Regions from separate parts of the Homo sapiens genome. Here region 2 is linked to region 1. A link is an interaction called in ENCODE POLR2A ChIA-PET data of the cell type or tissue named here. Cell type or tissue: IMR-90. All regions are shown on one strand. Each heading gives the region's core, and the rest is flanking DNA. Links, peaks and the distances in the headings are about the cores only.

Region 1 (5,388 bases), core at 273-5,272:
TGCATGCAGATGTACAAAGAAAATGCAGCTTCTTTATTGTTCTATAGCTGATTTAACATTTCTCTTGATCTTTCAATCTTTTGGGTAAGAACAAGGATGTTAGTTTTCAATATCTGCAATGCTGCATGATACATTACCCCAGAGTTTAGCAGCTTAAAAGAATAAACATTTATTATCCCACAATTTCTGTAGGTCGGAAATCTGAGTGTGGCCTTACTAGGTTCTCTGGCTCAGGGTCTCTCCCAAGGGCACATTCAAGGGGCCATCTACAGGTCAGTCTGTGGTGACCAACTGTCTGGGGTTGCTCAAGACTGAGTGGTTTCTTGGGATGTGGGGCTTCTGGTGCTAAAACTGGAGACATCCTGGGCAAACTGTGCTGAACTGGTTATCTTATCTGGGTTTTATCTGAACCCTAGACAGAGGGACAGTCCTCTTCTAAGCTCATACCTTGTCATGTGGCAGGACTCTGTTCTACGTGGGTTGCTGGACTGTTCTTCTCTGGCTGTTGGCCAGAATCCTCCCTCAGTTGCTTGCCAATATGGTACTTGTTTCATCAGAGTGAGCAAGTAAGAGAGAAAGAGAGGTGAGCAAATTGGAAGCCAGAATCTTTCAAATTCCATTTGTTAGAAGCAAATCACTAAGTCCAAACCACACGCAAGGGGAGTAGATCACACAAGGGCAGGAGTAGCAGGAAGTGGAGATCATTGGGAGCCGTAGAAGCTGCTCACCACAGGGTGAAAAAACAACTTGCAAATGTGGGTGACAGTATCTTTTGGGTAATCAATATGATTTACTTATCTGTGGGATCTAAAATCATCAAAGTTGGAGCAGAGAGTGGAATGGGGGATAGAGACGTGCGGAAATGATAGTTAAAGGGCAAAGCTTCAGCTGCGCAAAATAAATAACTTCTGGAGATCTAGTATACAGCATAATGCCTATGGTTGACAGTATTGTATCATATACTTAATATTTGCTAAGAAGATAGATCTTACATTAAGTCTTATCATACACACACAAAATAATAAAAGTGGCAGGAAGAAACTTTGTGGGGGAGGTGATAGGTGTATTAGTCTGTTTTCTGTTGCATATAACAGAATACTTGGAACTGGGTAATTTATAAAGAAAAGGAATTTATTTCTTACAGTTATGGAGGCTGAAAAGTTCAAGGTAGAGAGGCTGCATCTAGTGAGGGCCTTCTTGCTGATGGGGACTCTGCGGTCCTAAGGTGGCGCAGGGCATCATATGGCCAGGGGCTGAGCATGCTCACGTATTAGCTTCAGTCACTCTTCCTCTTCTTATAAAGCCACTCCCATGATAACCCATTAATGAATTAATCCATTAATCTAAAAGTGGATTATTCCATGACCCAATCACCTCTTAAAGGCCCCACCTCTCAATACTGCCATATTGGGGATTGAGATTCAACATGAGTTTTGAAGGGGACATTCAAACCATTGCAACAGATATGTTTATGGCCTTGATGGTAGTGATGGTTTCACAGTATATATTTAACCTCAAACTCACTGAGCTTTTTGCAATTAATATGTACAGCTTTTTGTATGTCAATTATACCACAACAAAGTGATTTTGAAATAAAAGAATTCCAGATTTTCTTCTCATCTTCTTTTTCTGAGATGATTTTTCAGTAGATAGCAGGAGGAAGACTGGCTGACCTGGTGGCAGTGGGAAAGAGGGTTCCCAGGCCCATGTCTGTCCTTCCCTGGCTCCTCAGTCCTCTGCTCTGCTGTCTCTTTCATTCCCGCTCTACTTTCCCTGCTGCTGGGCAGCTGAAATTGGGAGCTGTCAGACTCCTGCTCTATAATCTCTTGGTTTGGTTGGACTTGGTTGTTCTCGCTGCTGATTTGATGCCACTTTCATTCTTGAGGACAGGCTGTTACTCCCACCTCATCCTCTGGTCTAGCAGGCTCCCTTCTGATTCCCAACAGCAAGCCCAGAGTAAGCGCTCTACCTGGTACCTTCAGATACAGCCTACTTCCTATCTCAGGGCAGGTGGAAATGGTCAGATAGGATACTTGGGGACCAAGAGAGCCTCTGGGGGCTAAATTCAGGCCCTCCTTCTGCATAAACGAAGTGTTTCTCTGATGCAGCTATTCTATGGTAGTTTGCTATGAGTCTCAAATGGGAAATGAGGCAAAACACTCTCTGTTTGGCTTTCCTCTAAACCAATGTAAGCCCCATTCTAGAATTGCAGCCCCTTGTGGGGACAGGGACAGGGAGGAGCCATGATGCTTGGTCCCATTTGCTGCCTCCTTTGCTTCCTGCAATGCAGCAGGGCTGAAAAGGCAGTTTTTATTTTTTTCTGTGTTCTCTCCAGAGTTCGTTCTCCCTACCCAAGGCATGTGATGCCCTCTGGTCTGCCAGGCTTGGCTCTTACTATGCTAAATAGAGGCTAAGGGAACTTAGAATGGCCTTTTCTGTCTACCCAAAGCTTGGCTTTCGTGACAATTGTTTTGATGTGGACTTACAAAAGTCAGATTTATGACTCAAAGATAATCAATGGCCTCTTATTCCCTGAGGCAATGCGCTTTTTGGCTAAGCTTGGATGCTGAGGTTGTGAAGGTGCATGATTTAAGGGGGAAATGAAAATATTCAAAATGCCAAAAATACTATCCCCATTACACGCATTGGTTTTTACCGCTACAGGTGACTTCCTAGGGTGACCACCAGCCCTGGCTTTGGGGTTCAAGGACCTACTCATTCTGCTAGAACCAAGATGTGCTGGAAATGGAGAAGTTAAAAAAATGCTTTTCTAGTGGCACTATCATGAATCCAGCATTTTCCTGCCAAAAGGATAGCATTTTCCACGGGTTAAGCGAGTAACTCCACATATTTGAGTGAGCTGAAAGAAATGTTTGTTGTGTGTGTCTGGAGGCGGGGGATGGGGGGTGGGTACGTGCTTAAAAAGGGGACAAGGACGGGAGTCACATGTAGTGTGCAGGGGAAAATTGAACGTATAAGAGGCATGTGATGGGAACAAAATGGTTAAACAGTTCCCTTCTCCCCGCCCCTCCTAAGCAGCTGCATCCAAGAGGGAAGTTTGCCATGGAAACACAGGAAGTATCAGAGAGCTGGGCAACAAGGGAAGCTTTTCTTGTAGTATCCACACTGGAAGTAGCTCTCTTCCCACCAAAAAGCCTGGAGCTATATGACACTTCTCTTGGGAACAGCACAGGAAATAGAGACTAACGTCTATTTATGACAGCAAGCAGCCAGAGATGACAGTTTGCAGAACATATTTGGAGAAAGCAACCTCCTGACAAATGGATTCCATGGGGAATTTGAATTAAAAGTGAACTTTGAATAATTTCAGATGGAGAAATGGCATTAAATAATTGGCATGAAAAGTCTTGACACAGGAGAGTGACCCCTTCAATCCAGATGGTGTGAGACACAGACACAGAGGGACTCAGCAGAGGGCAACGGAAGAGCCAGATATGAAAGACAGAGGAAGGACAGCTGCAGGGGACCAGGGCAGACACTCCCCTCAGCCACATCTGGCCAATTAAAAAAAATTCTCTTAGCTGTGTAGGATTGTATGCTATTATCAGTTCTATATTGAATACCTTTTGCAATTAACTATATATTCAATTCAGCTTAACTTCTTGACATATAAATTGTATGTAGTTCTCGTTCCACAATGGGGTTTGAGTCAGTCTCAAAACATTCTTTTTTTCCTCTTTTTAAATGAAGTCTGCAGTTAAAGAACCCTCCCTGATAATGTTACATATATTTGTCATCATTGGGAGGATCTAAGTAATAAAATTTGGGTGCCAAGACTGGGCAAACCAGGACTATAGCAACTCTAATAGAAAGTAGTTGAGTGAAGCTCATTCCTACGTGGAGGTACCTTTATTTATTTATTTATTTATTTATTTATTTATTTATTTATTTATTGAAGATGGAGCCTTGCTCTGTAAACAGGCTGGAGTGCAGTGGCGCGATCTTGGCTCACTGCAGCCTCTGCCTCCTGGGTTCAAGAGATTCTCCTGCCTCAGGCTCCTGAGTAGAGGGGATTACAGGCATTCGCCACCGTGCCTGGCTAATTTTTGTATTTTTAGTAGAGATGGGGTTTCACCATGTTGGCCAGGCTGGTCTTGAATTCCTGACCTCAAGTGATCCACCTGCCTCAGCCTCCCAAAGTGCTGGGATTACAGGTGTGAGCCACCACGCCTGGCCCCATGATTTATAAAAGCAAGAAAAAAAAAAGAGAGATGAGAGAGGCTGATTGGGACATAAAATCAGAGAGAAAGAAGGAAGTGCAGTTGAGAGTGAGCACATAAAGCACAGTGTGCGTATTAACGGGTGTAGGAGAATCTGTAAAGCGATGAACAGATCTCAGAAGAAGGGACTGGTGTAAGTTGTGTTGTGCTTTTGCTTTTAGCTGAAGAAAGGAAGGCAAGTTTGGAGGAGGAAGAGGGTTGGTTGTGTAGACTTTGAGAGCACAGAAAGGTGTGTTATCTCCTGGCTCTAAGGATCAATATGCAAGTCCTCTAGAGAGAGAAATTGCTAGCAAAAGCAGAAAAAACTATGTGTCTCTGTGACCCAAGTGGAAGGGTGGAGGGGGCATTACTCCCAATGATAAACCGAATACCGTGCCTCTGCAGCATCCTGAGAGATTGCTGCTATGTAGTCTCATTAGGAGACAGCCTTGTTTTAGGGGAGCATCTGTAATCAAGGTAGTGATGAGGTACTGCCCTCAGTGACTTCCTGAGACCATCCACCATGAAGGCGTCTGGATCAGAAGAGGAAGCCTACTGTTAGCATCAATGGTGATTCATTTGTAAGCACTCATGAAACACCATCTGAGAACTTCTAGTTATAATTAGATGAAAGTTCCTAGGGAGTGGCATAAGAATGTGGGGACAGGTGTCAGTGATATTTTACTTATTCTATTAATATGCACCTTCTGTACCAGGTTCGAGAAGCTTATTATTATCCCTGTTGGGAGGGAGGCTTACCAAGGGTAAGTAATGTGTTTGCTGCATCTAAACAAGAAGTGGTAGAGCCAGGATTTAAAGCCATGTTTATCTGCCTCCAATGCTTATTCCTGGTACCACTACGCTGTACAAACTTCCAGTAGAATCCCAAAAGCTGTTAAAATAAGAGGAAAATTTAAAGGGGTAAGTCTTCAAGTCATGTGTCGGATCTTAGACAGTGAAACTTGAGACATGATAGAAAACAGTGGCTCAGGCCGGGTGGCCATGGCTCACGCCTGTAATCCTAGCACTTTGGGAGGCCGAGGCGGGTGGATTTCTTGAGCTCTGGAGTCCAAGACCAGCCTGGGCAACATGGTGAAACCCTGTCGCCACAGAAAGTACAAAAATTAGCCGGGTGTGGCTGTGCGTGCCTATAGTCCCAGCTACTTGG
Region 2 (5,388 bases), core at 159-5,158, 530 kb before region 1:
GTGGCTGACACCTGTAATCCTAGCACTTTGAGAGGCCAAGGTGGGCAGATCACCTGAGGTCAGGAGTTTGAGACCAGCCTGGCCAATATGGTGAAACCCTGTCTCTACTAAAAATACAAAAATTAGCCAGGCGTGGTGGCGTGCCTGTAATCCCAGCTATTCGGGAGGCTGAGGCAGGAGAATCGCTTGAATCTTGGAGGCAGAGGTTGCTGTGAGCCGAGATCGTGCCATTGCATTCCAGCCTGGGCAATAGAGTGAGACTCAGTCAAAAAACAAACAAACAAAAAAGGCCAGACACAGTGACTCATGCCTGTAATCCCAGCACTTTGGGAGGCCAACGTGGGCAGATGACAAGATCAGGAGTTCGAGACCAGCCTGGCCAACATAGTGAAACCCCGTCTCTACTGAAAGTAAAAAAATTAGCTGGACATGGTGGCTTTGGCGCACGCCTATAATCCCAGCTACTCAAGAGGCTGAGGCAGGAGAATCACTTGAACCCAGGAGGCAGAGGTTGTAGTGAGCCGAGATCATGCCACTGCACTCCAGCCTGGGCAAGAGAGCAAGACTCTGTCTCAAAACAAAAACAAAAACAAAAACAAAAAAACAAACCAAAAAAACACTTAAAATCTGTCAACACCCCACGCCAGCCCTAAATGCCTTACTTCCACATGTATCTTATGTGAGAAGCAAACATCCGTATTGTTTGAGTGGGTGTTACTATGGGTTTTTCTCTGATGTGCAGGCCAGCCTGATCCTGACTGATAGAGCTCCCGAGGCCATCGCTCATACTTGATCTGCATACACTTTACACACTACTCTAACCGGCTTGTTCCATCTGGAGGCTCCCCCCAAGGAAGATAATTGACAACGGAAGAGAAAGGGGGCGGGGCGAACGTTGTTACAATCAAGTCAGGCACACTCATAGCAACACCAACGGAGAAAAGAAATGGAAAAGTCATATACAGTCACCCACAGTATCAGAAGGCATAGCTGTCTCTATGTGGCCATTTCCTAAAAAGACAAGCAGCAGAACTATGTGAGTCAAAAAACCCTAGAGATTATAACTAACTAAGTACAGTAGAATTCAAGAATTAACAAGGCCCCTATAGTATTAAAAAGGCATTGAGTTTACTTATGGCAGCCTGATTAAAGATGATTTTTGTACATATTATTACTGAGGACAATCTCTGAGAAAAGATTTCCTTGTAGGTTTTTGAGACATGATTTCATATTCTTATAATTTTTCCTTAAAAGAATCCCTGAAAGATAATTTACTAATGCCAAATTCCATTTTTGAATTAAGTGAACAAATAAAAAAGACACAAAAGCAATCTTAATTCAGTCAGAGATGTTCAAATTAAGCTCAATCTGCACATTAATTTTGCGCCTGGAGGAGCTACTGCATAGCTGTCCCACGATGCCCTGGGGAGCACAGCAGCACCATTTTTCTGTGAAGAACCCTAGATCTCAGGGAAATATTCAAGAACGGAGCAGGGACTGTCCATAGGAAAGCCCACAGTCTACACAGAGTGCTCATCTCCACTTTCTGAGAAACTGGAGTTAATGTTGTTTCTTCTATCGTTTGTTGTTTTGTTTGATTTGGTTTTAAGAAGCTTTTTTTGTTTTGCTTTGTTTTAAGAAGTTTTTGCTTCTTAGGGTTCTAAAATGCCTTGGGATCAACCAATACTAAATTCAGTTTAGAAACTCTAAAGAAGAAAGAGTACTTCAGTCAACATTTTTCTCCTTCTTCCATCAACCCCAAAGAAAAAGAAACAAACGATTTAAGATATACATCTATTTCCTCACTAGCAGTGTTAAAAAAAAAAAGGACTTAACCCCTGAAATCATATAAGTCCTTCCCTTCTTGATTCTATTTGGCCTTACTAAAATTAAACCTCCATAGACATGTCAATCTGTTATTTCCACCAAACTTCAGAGTTTTCTATATTATATTCAGAAATGGGGTTCATAGTTACCAAAAAAAGACTCATTTTTTCATTATGGTCCCCCACACACTGTTCACATCCAAGCCACAAGGAATTGGTGGTACAGACACACACCACTCCATCCCCTGACTTTGCGCTATTTCCACCACCAGAAATGCACGTGCCTTGTTGCCAACTATTTTCCGCTGCAAGGCCCACATCAAATGCCTTCTTCTCTATGAAGTCGTTCCTTGCCTTCTAAATTAGAATTAACCTCCTCCTCCACTTTCAACAAATAAATACTTGAGTGCCTACTGAATGCTGGGCACTATTTTAGGGTCAAGGGAAACAACAGGGAGAAAACATGGCAACATGCACCCTTCTACTGGAAGAGATAAACATTAATCAAATAATCAATGAAAAAATGTAAAATTGTGATATATGCCATAAATGGGTGGCCATGGTGCTCTATGATAAAGGACATGTGATCAGCTATATGGTAAGTCAGAAACTGTAAAGGACCTGAAATTTTATCCAGCTCACAAGTTAACAAAATAGCCTGCCAATTTTACATACATATAACGACAGAAGATACAAGACTCCTGGGTCAGAAACATGGATACTTTGTTATACCAAAAACAGCAGCCAGGGCAGTCTCTTGTATAGCTCCTCCACCCCCCAATCTCCACAAGGCTGTGGATGAGGGACCAACGTTACCTGCTCATGCAGTAAGGTGCACCACAGGAGAAGAACCCTGAATTTTAGAAGATTGGCTCTTATAAGGCTGTTCATCTGCTCATACACCTCTCTGGAGAGAAAGAGAGAGCAATGTAAGCAAATCTCTGGGGAAGAGGAGGAAACGTCATCACTACTCTGGAATGTGAGCAAATGGCTCCAGGAAGGTATGTCTCTAAAAGTCTCTAGGAAAACACCATCTCTAGCTTCCAAGAGTATTTGCTATTCAAGCATGTCCTTTGCTCAGGAAGCTCAGATGAATGAGAAATGAGAGAAATCCAGAGAACTGTCTCCTCACATCATGAACATCTGAGAAATTTTCCCTAAGAAATAAAGTGTGTGCTGAAGAATAGGTAGGAATTCATGGGATTGGGGGGACTTGGGGGCAGTGCATCCAGGCAGAGAAATTAGCATGTGCAATGCCAGGAACAGGAGAAAGCATGGTGTTTTCAAGGAAGTGCTGCATGGCTGTAGCACACATCACTAAATCAATCTGAACAGACAGACAGGGACCAGGTCATGCAGGACCTTGCAGGTTCATATTAAGGATGTGATTACTTATTCCAAGGGCAATGAGTAGCTAAAGATTTGTTTTAAGCCAAGAAATGATATGACAAAACTTGTATTTCAACACAGCCACTCTCTATATTGCAAAGGATGGACTACAGTGGGATCAAACCTTGTATTCTGGCTTCCCACAGAGTCTTTAATAATGGTCGACTCTTTGAGCTTGCTTCTACCACATGCTAGTCGTTTCCTTGTACATCCCCCACCAACAATGCAGCCCAGCACCTCCAAATTTGTCATTGCAGAAGAGGCAAAATCCCACCTCCATTCTTACAGGGTCCTAGTTAGGCCTGAGAATTAAATTGTCATAAGACAGGTCAACAGAAGAAGAAGACACAGCTTTTTTATTTATTTATTTTAATTTTTAATTTTTATTTATTTATTTATTTATTTTGAGATGGAGCCTCACTCTGTCTCCCAGGCTGGAGTGCAATGGCGTAATCTTGGCTCACTGCAACCTCCGTCTCCCGGGTTCAAGCAATTCTCCTGCTTCAGCCTCCCAAGTAGCTGAGACCACAGGCATGCGCCACCATGCCTGGCTAATTTTTGTATTTTTAGTAGAGACATAGAGTTTCACCATGTTGGCCAGGGTGGGTCTTGAACTCCTGACCTCAGGTGATCTGCCTACCTCAGCCTCCCAAAGTGCTGGGATTACAGGCATAAGCCACCGCACCTGGCCAACAATTTTTATAAAACAGGTTTCACACTGCACAGGAGCACTCATAAGGAAATGAAGACCCAAAGAACCAGTTTGAGTCAAACATTTATATACAGAATGGGACAAAGACTAGTAAATTCTGAATATATGATAAGGCAAAAGAGCTTGAGCTAGAATAGTTAATTGGGTAGAGAAGTGACCAAGAAGATAAGGGTTAGTGTAAGAAAGTTTGTGTTGCATAGATGTCCTTCAGCCTCAAATTTTCCATCCTTGATTATTAGAATGCTATTTAATAGGGAGGACATCTTTCACAAGAGAGTTTCATCTCCTGCTTTTAAGAAACAAAAAAGAGGTCAGAATGGTCTTCTTGCACCTGCTGTTTTTCAAGTGCCTTTAATTCAAAATAGTCGATGTGCCAAAATTGTATATTTTTAACTCCTTCATCATTTATCGCTCACTTACATTGTGCAGAACAGCAATTTCAATCAAAACTATTTTCACCATTGAATCAGTAGTAAGAGAAGCCCCTACCTTCCTGTAGCTTCCATTTTAATGTGCTTTGATAGATGAACGTGGTTAATTTCAATTACAGTCTGCTAATCTTTCAACTTCTTTACTTAGGATACTGCAGTATGTCCACCATAGAAAAGACCCAGATAAAGATGATTTAGATTTGCCAGATGTTCAGCTGCTCTCGGAAATAGCTCCTGAATTCAGTAAAATCGGGGTGGCTTTGAATGAGGTCTGTGATCTGGCATTGGTGGCCTTATATTATATATATATTATATATATATATATAATGGCCTTATATATTATATATTATATATATAAAAAATATATATTATTAAAATATAATATATATTAATAATATGTATTATATATAAGGTCACCAATGTCAGATCACAGACCTCATTCAAAGCCACCCCGCTTAATATATAATATATATTATATATTTTTATATTAATTTTATATAATTAATAAATTTATATAATTTTATATAATTAATATATAAATTATAATAATATATTTTATATATAATATAAGGCCACATAATATATTATATATAATATATATTATATATAATATATTATATATAATGTATATTATTATATAAATATTATACTATATATTTATATAATATTTAATATATTATATATATTATATAATATATTAATATATTATATATAATATTTAATATATAATATAAATAATATAATATATAAATATTATATATTTATGTAATAATATATATTATACTACGCCAGGCATGGTGGCGCATGCCTGTGGTCTCAGCTACTTGGGAGGCTGAAGCAGGAGAATTGCTTGAACCCGGGAAGCGGAGGTTGCAGTGAGCCACGATTGTGCCATTGCACTCCAGCCTGGGCGACAGAGTGAGGCTCCATCTCAAAATAAAGACTGGAGGAACACAATGGGGTTAGAAGGGCAGACGATGCAATGGCTTCCAGTAACAACTTCTTTAGAAATAGCTGATTGGTTTTATAT

Evidence for each region. ChIA-PET counts read pairs that join two places held together with the same protein. Peaks named below come from ENCODE experiments on the same cell type or tissue, not always from the same donor. Only the 100,000 strongest peaks of a DNase experiment are listed, where the experiment ranks them.
Region 2: POLR2A ChIA-PET joins it to region 1 with 9 read pairs; 3 of 35 experiments call an interaction of 5 or more read pairs at or near these places.

What each region holds. Positions count from the first base shown.
Region 1 is chr3:177,488,427-177,493,814 of GRCh38, forward strand. All of the region lies in intron 1 of LINC00578 (long intergenic non-protein coding RNA 578), which reads left to right. Among named protein-coding and RNA genes, the nearest start is that of LINC00578, 49 kb to the left of the region's middle. In IMR-90, for the core only: no CTCF peak of the experiment used is centred there; no DNase peak of the experiment used is centred there.
Region 2 is chr3:176,959,318-176,964,705 of GRCh38, forward strand. No RefSeq gene overlaps it. Among named protein-coding and RNA genes, the nearest start is that of TBL1XR1-AS1, 75 kb to the right of the region's middle. In IMR-90, for the core only: no CTCF peak of the experiment used is centred there; a DNase peak (open chromatin) is centred at 2,794.